Regions from separate parts of the Homo sapiens genome. Here region 1 is linked to region 2. The links are chromatin loops, found by intact Hi-C in ENCODE. Cell type or tissue: body of pancreas. All regions are shown on one strand. Links, peaks and the distances in the headings refer to the core of each region. The heading gives the core; the rest is flanking DNA. Region 1 overlaps LOC101927314 (a long non-coding RNA gene). Region 2 has its middle 4.6 kb from the start of MIR548AI.

Evidence for each region. Hi-C counts contacts between places; a loop is a spot of excess contacts. Peaks named below come from ENCODE experiments on the same cell type or tissue, not always from the same donor. Only the 100,000 strongest peaks of a DNase experiment are listed, where the experiment ranks them.
Region 1: a loop joins it to region 2, with 4 times the contacts of the local background. A loop is called at or near these places in 45 of 110 quality-filtered maps.

Annotation. Positions count from the first base shown.
Region 1 is chr6:97,503,559-97,506,489 of GRCh38, forward strand. All of the region lies in intron 1 of LOC101927314 (a long non-coding RNA gene), which reads left to right. Among named protein-coding and RNA genes, the nearest start is that of MMS22L, 220 kb to the left of the region's middle. In body of pancreas, for the core only: no CTCF peak of the experiment used is centred there; no DNase peak of the experiment used is centred there.
Region 2 is chr6:99,118,499-99,121,429 of GRCh38, forward strand. No RefSeq gene overlaps it. Among named protein-coding and RNA genes, the nearest start is that of MIR548AI, 4.6 kb to the right of the region's middle. In body of pancreas, for the core only: a CTCF peak has its summit at 1,123 (motif pointing left); no DNase peak of the experiment used is centred there.

The sequences.
Region 1 (2,931 bases), core at 136-2,635, 1.6 Mb before region 2:
CTTGTGCTCTACATAAAACTAAAACCATACAATGTGGGTTAGAAATAGTATCTTCTCTTCACAAGGTATCCCCAAGGTCTCTTAAAATCAGCCATACATTGCTGAAGTCTATATTTTGTCTTCCTTGGCCCACTCTCCTCTTCAGCAAAGTTAATAACTTCTATCATGAAGGGAAAAAATCAATTTATTTGTGTCCTACCTTGTTTCAAAAAGAAATTAAGGTGACTTACAAAGATACATAAAATAGATTTAAAACTAAGTGAGGGAAATGAAAGCCAAAGGAAAGCCAGAGAAGGAGGGAAGGGTGGAGAAAAGAGTAACTGTGGAACCAAATGCCTATTGTGAACCCCTATGTGCCTGTGAGACTTGGGCTGCAGATTTAGGTTTTAGCTCTCTAGCAGCCAATACAAAGATGGAAACAATTCCAAGATACACAGAGTCAACATCAAGAGAATAAATAGATTTCTCAGGAGATATGCAACTATTTCAGGGTATTCAGGCTTATAGGAAATTTATCTCCTGGGTTGTAATAGAACACTGTGTAATCCCAGGAAATATGTTTCTTAACTATAGCCTATGGTAAACACACGTGTAAGTATAATAAAAACTAGTTGTAGCATCTTGAGAAAGCAAAAGTCAGTGAAAGCAAGTCTAAAGTTTATTCATTCAGTAGTCATCTATTTAATGTGTCCTCTGTATTCTGCAACAGGCAGGAAATGGAACAGTAGAATAGTAGTGAGCAAGAGCCATAGCCTCCTGCCCTCATCAAACTTACAATTTTTTACTGAAACTGACATCGACAAATTAGTTATGTGTGTGATGAAAAATCCTGCAAGTGATGAGAAGGAGAAGACTCAGCTTAGGTCTCGTAGTCTAACCTAATCATCAGGTAGATATCACAAAAACTGGAGCTACATACAATGTAGGCAGCTGTATACAAATGGCACTTCTTTTTTAAAATAAAATTTATTTTAGGTTTGGAGGTACATGTGCAGGTTTGTTACATAGGTAAACTCATGCCATGAGGGGTCGATGTACAGATTATTTCATCACCCAGGTACTAAGCCTGGTACCCATTAGTTATTTTTTCGGCTCCTCTCACTACTCCTACCCTCCGTTCTCAAGTAGGCCCCGGTGTTTGTTGTTCCCTTCTTTGTGTTCATAAGTTCTCATCATTTAGCTTCCACTTATAAGTGAGAACATGTTGTATTTGGTTTTCAGTTCCTTCATTAGTTTGCTAAGGATAATGGCCTCCAGCTCCATCCATGTCCCTGAGAAGGAAATGATCTCATTCTTTTCTGTGGCTGCATGGTATTTCATGGTGTGTATGTACCACGTTTTGTTTATCCAATCTGTCATTGATGGGCATTTAGGTTGATTCCACATATTTGCTATTGTGAATAGTGCTGCAATGAATATTCATATGCATGTGTCTTTATAGTGGAATGATTTATATTCCTCTGCAGATATACCTAGTAGTGGAATTGCTGGGTCTAATGGTGGTTCTGTTTTCAGCAATTTGAGGAATTGCCACACTGCTTTCCACAATGGTTGACCTAATTTATACTCCCACAAACAGTATATAAGTGTTCCCTCCTTTTTTTTTTACAACCTCTCCAGCTTCTGTTATTTTTTGATTTTTTAAATAATAGCCATTCTGACTGATGTAAGATGGTATCTCATTGTGGTTTTTATTTGCATTTCTCTAATGATCAGTGATATTGAGCTTTTTTTCATATGCTTGTTGGCCACATGTGTCTTTTTCAGAAAAGTGTCTGTTCATTCTTTTGCCCACTTTTTAATGGGGTGGTTTGTTTTTTCCTACAAATTTGTTTAAGTTCCTTATAGATGCTGAATAAACAAGCAATGGGGAAAGGGGTCCCTATTTAATAAAATTGTGCTGGGATAACTGGTTAGCCATAAGCAGACGATTGAAACTGGACCCCTTCCTTATACCATATACAAAAATCAACTCAAGATGGATTAAAGACTTAAATGCAAAACCTAAAACTATAAAGACCCTGGAAGGCAACCTAGGCAACACCATCCTGTACATAGGAATGGGGGCAAGGATTTTATGACAAAGACGCCAAAAGCAATTGCAACAAAAGAAATAATTGATCTAATGCGACCTAATTAAACTTAAGAGCTTCTGCACAGCAAAAGAAACTATCAACAGAGTAAACAGAGAACCCACAGAATGAGAGAAACTATTTGCAAACTGTGCATCTGACAAATAGCATTTCTATGAATGCAGCTTTTAATTTGTGTGCGGTAGTGGTGAGTTCAAGATGTACTTCCTGACAAGTCTGAAAAGTTCACTTTTTCTGGGTTGCCAGTTGAGAACAAAGCCACATGCCTCAGGAATCAGTTGAGCTTTTGCTAGAAAGACAAGAAAAATTGAGAGAATTTCATATTTAACCATATTCATTTGCCTACATGAAGGAGAAAAGAAAGAAATGTTTATATTTGCATTTTGGCCGCCTAATTCTCCCATTATGAGTCTCTTATCTTGCAATGTGTTTAGTCTTTTCTTTAGTGTTTATTTGTGGAGTGTAACTCACATACTAACCTATATCTTTAGAATTTTTAAACAGATTTTCTTTCAACAGTCACTGTTAAAACCATGCTTCAGAAAAGAAATTTTTTAGAAGGCATGGTTATCTTCCAGGAAACACATACATCTATTTGAAAAATAGAATTTTATGACATCAAGGAATTTATTTTTCATTAATCATATAATTGGATTGTAAATGCTCTTGTTGTGTTCCTATTTAAGTTGTTATTAATAGTATTGAGCAGTTTCACTTTAAAATATGGAAATACAACATTTCAAGCAATCTATCTTTTTGGTTCCATGTGTCTCCAAGAATGGTCTTGTTTGTTTAGCTTTTAAATTCTTTTTACAGATCCATAATTAGCTCTCTTCAA
Region 2 (2,931 bases), core at 145-2,644:
ACAAAGAAGGCGGCATTTGGGGACTGTGGTTACCTGTAGACACAGACATTTATCACCATGCTAACACTGCCAGTAGTTTACAGGGAGAGTTGGACTGGATGACCCTGCAAAAGCAGGCATCCCTCTTCCCACTCAGGTGAGGTGACGAATTAAGACAGTAGCATGAGGATTTTTTTGGGGGGAAGGTTTAGTTTAAAGACCACGAATAAGTATCCACACACTGCCCCTAGTCCAGTTCTGTCCAACAGAACTTTCTGAGGGGAGGGAAACATTTCACTCCTGCATAGTCCTATACAGTAGCCACCCACCACATGTGGCTATTCAGCATTGAGATGTGTCTAGAGCAACTGAGGAACTGAGCATTCAATTTTATGTAATTTTAGTGAATTTAAATTTTAAAGTCATGTGTGGCTAGTGGCTTCCATATAATACAATTCTAGACACTCAAATGTGTGTGTGTGTGTGTGTGTGTGTGTGTATATGTATATATATATGTATATATGTATATATATATGTATATATATATATATATATGTATATATATATACCACTTTGTTGTGTAGGAATCAGCAGATGCTGTACTTTTTCAATTTTCTAACACCTAAGAACAGTTTTGCACGTTAGGATCTATCTCGTCTTTAACTAGAGAAGCGGTCAAATCAGGAGTTCAGGCTGCCAGGAAGGGAGCAGGATGAAGACCTTCCCATTTTTATGCTGACATCCACCATCAGCGCAACGATTTGATTTAGCAGTGGTGGCTCTGGGGCCAACATCACAACCTTAAAGGGCAGACTCTCAAGAGGTGAAATAAAGTAGTGCAGCTACACACACCTGGGAAGTAGAAGCATATGTGAATCTGCCAAACATGAGATGCTTGTGCAAGAAACTAAATGCTATCTTTCATTTCTTTTATCTGCAGTTAAGACACAGTTTAAAATAGCTGAGTCGTTGCCTTTGTGCTAATATCATCTAATGCTATGTTTGAGTGGCAGGTCTGATTCATCAAGCTAGCAAGATCTGTCCTGGTTTGGATGGCTCTTCCTCCAGTGGAAGACATCTAAGTGACTACAGATTGAGAGCTCTTTTTCAATGCCTTTTGTAAACAATGCTGGTGTCAGACTACCCCCTGCTGGACAGAGAAGGAAGAAAAAAATTAGGTACCTTTTCTAAAAGGAACAATATCCTATTTCCTACAGGGATGGGTGTTTTGTTTTACTCTCAGTTTGGTAGATTATCACCATGAGCAATCTGAATAACATTATAAGCCACTGCCTTGGTCATACCCTTCTGTTTCTTCTAGATCTTTATGCAGCACAACACTGCAGAGGTGACCCATCAAGGGTAAACTTTGACTGCATTCTGTACCTTTTTATAGTAGGCTTACCACTCATTACAGGGCTGTTATAAGGAACAGCATAGGCTTCATGAAAAATCTAAGCTGAATAAACCGTAGAGGAGTTTACATTCGTGCAACTCACTCACACACAGAAGCAAAAAATCAGTTCAACACATGGACATCAGTTGACTAACCACCTGACATAACATCCTTCACAGTCACCAAACCATGCTATGGATGCAGTTATTGTAACTATTTGACCTCAACTCATATTTGCAACATCAATACAGCTTCTTTGCTATTAAGTCATAACAAAAGGACAAATTTCCTCTCCTATAAAGGTATTTCCCAAAGTCCAAATTAATTCTGTGACTCTGACCTAGAGTCACAATATACACTAAATCCAGTGCAATTCAGAAGTATGCATTTATTTCTGAATTTCATATATTTAACTGTTTGAAATCTTATTGAACTATCTTTTTTTTAAAGTTATGGTACTTTCTGTATCTGTTTTTCCCACTTTCAAGACAGAGTAAGATATATAATTAAATATAAACTTGCTTAAAGTTTTTAAATATTATCTTATTACATCCTTACCACAGAGAAATTATAGCTAGGCCTTCATCAAAATAACCAACTACTATGTAAACAGCATAAATGTGCTACATGCTATGCAGCTTCGTTTAAATGGAACTTGCCCCCTGGCCTTGAAGTTGTAAGTGAGACAGCACTGAAGACAGGTTGCACTGAGACAAAGAGCAGTGGCCTGGATATTGTTAAAAACCTATCACTAATTAATAAGAATTGGATGGATTACCCATTTTATTCATTTCCCTTGGCTTCATGACAATTATGCATTGACAACATCCTACACCACAACTACTGAAACCTTACAACACCATTTAAAACAAATTCAGTTTCAGAGAAAATGACACATTGCTAAAGCAATCACACATCCAGTCATTAAATCTGCTGCAGGGTCTGAACTGAACAGGCTAGAAATGAAGTAATGCTGCCACTTGTAAAACTGTCCATCTGCTAATGGGCACCCGCCAGCTATGACCAAAACTGATCTCCACAGGGTACACAGAGCAGTGGATTGTTCTGGGACAGCGGCGATTTACCACATCTCAGGGCCCTGTACTCACAGAGGAAGGGGGTGGAAAGGGGGAAGGTAGAACAGATTATTTTGCCATAAGGCAGATGAGAAAACCAATGCTAACTGTATAGTCATCACCTCTTTAAAGAACAAAAGAGAAGACTCCATAGGCGAACGGTCAGGCTATAACACTAACAAACTTCAGTAAATTCAGGAACTTCACAAAAGATAACCATCTTTAACTCGTCCTTGACCCTGTCTGCTCTTCTTTTATTTGGAACTTCATGGGTGAACATCATTCTCTAACCTCAAGATCATATGCACATGGGTGGGCACATGCACACATGTGTCTATCTTGACTGCTTCAGTGATCCTGTAGGTCTGACAAAGTCACATAAGAGATACTGGGCCAGGTGCAGTGGCTCACACCTGTAATCCCAGCACTTTGGGAGGCCGAGGCGGGTGGATCATGAGGTCAGGAGGTCGAGACCAGCCT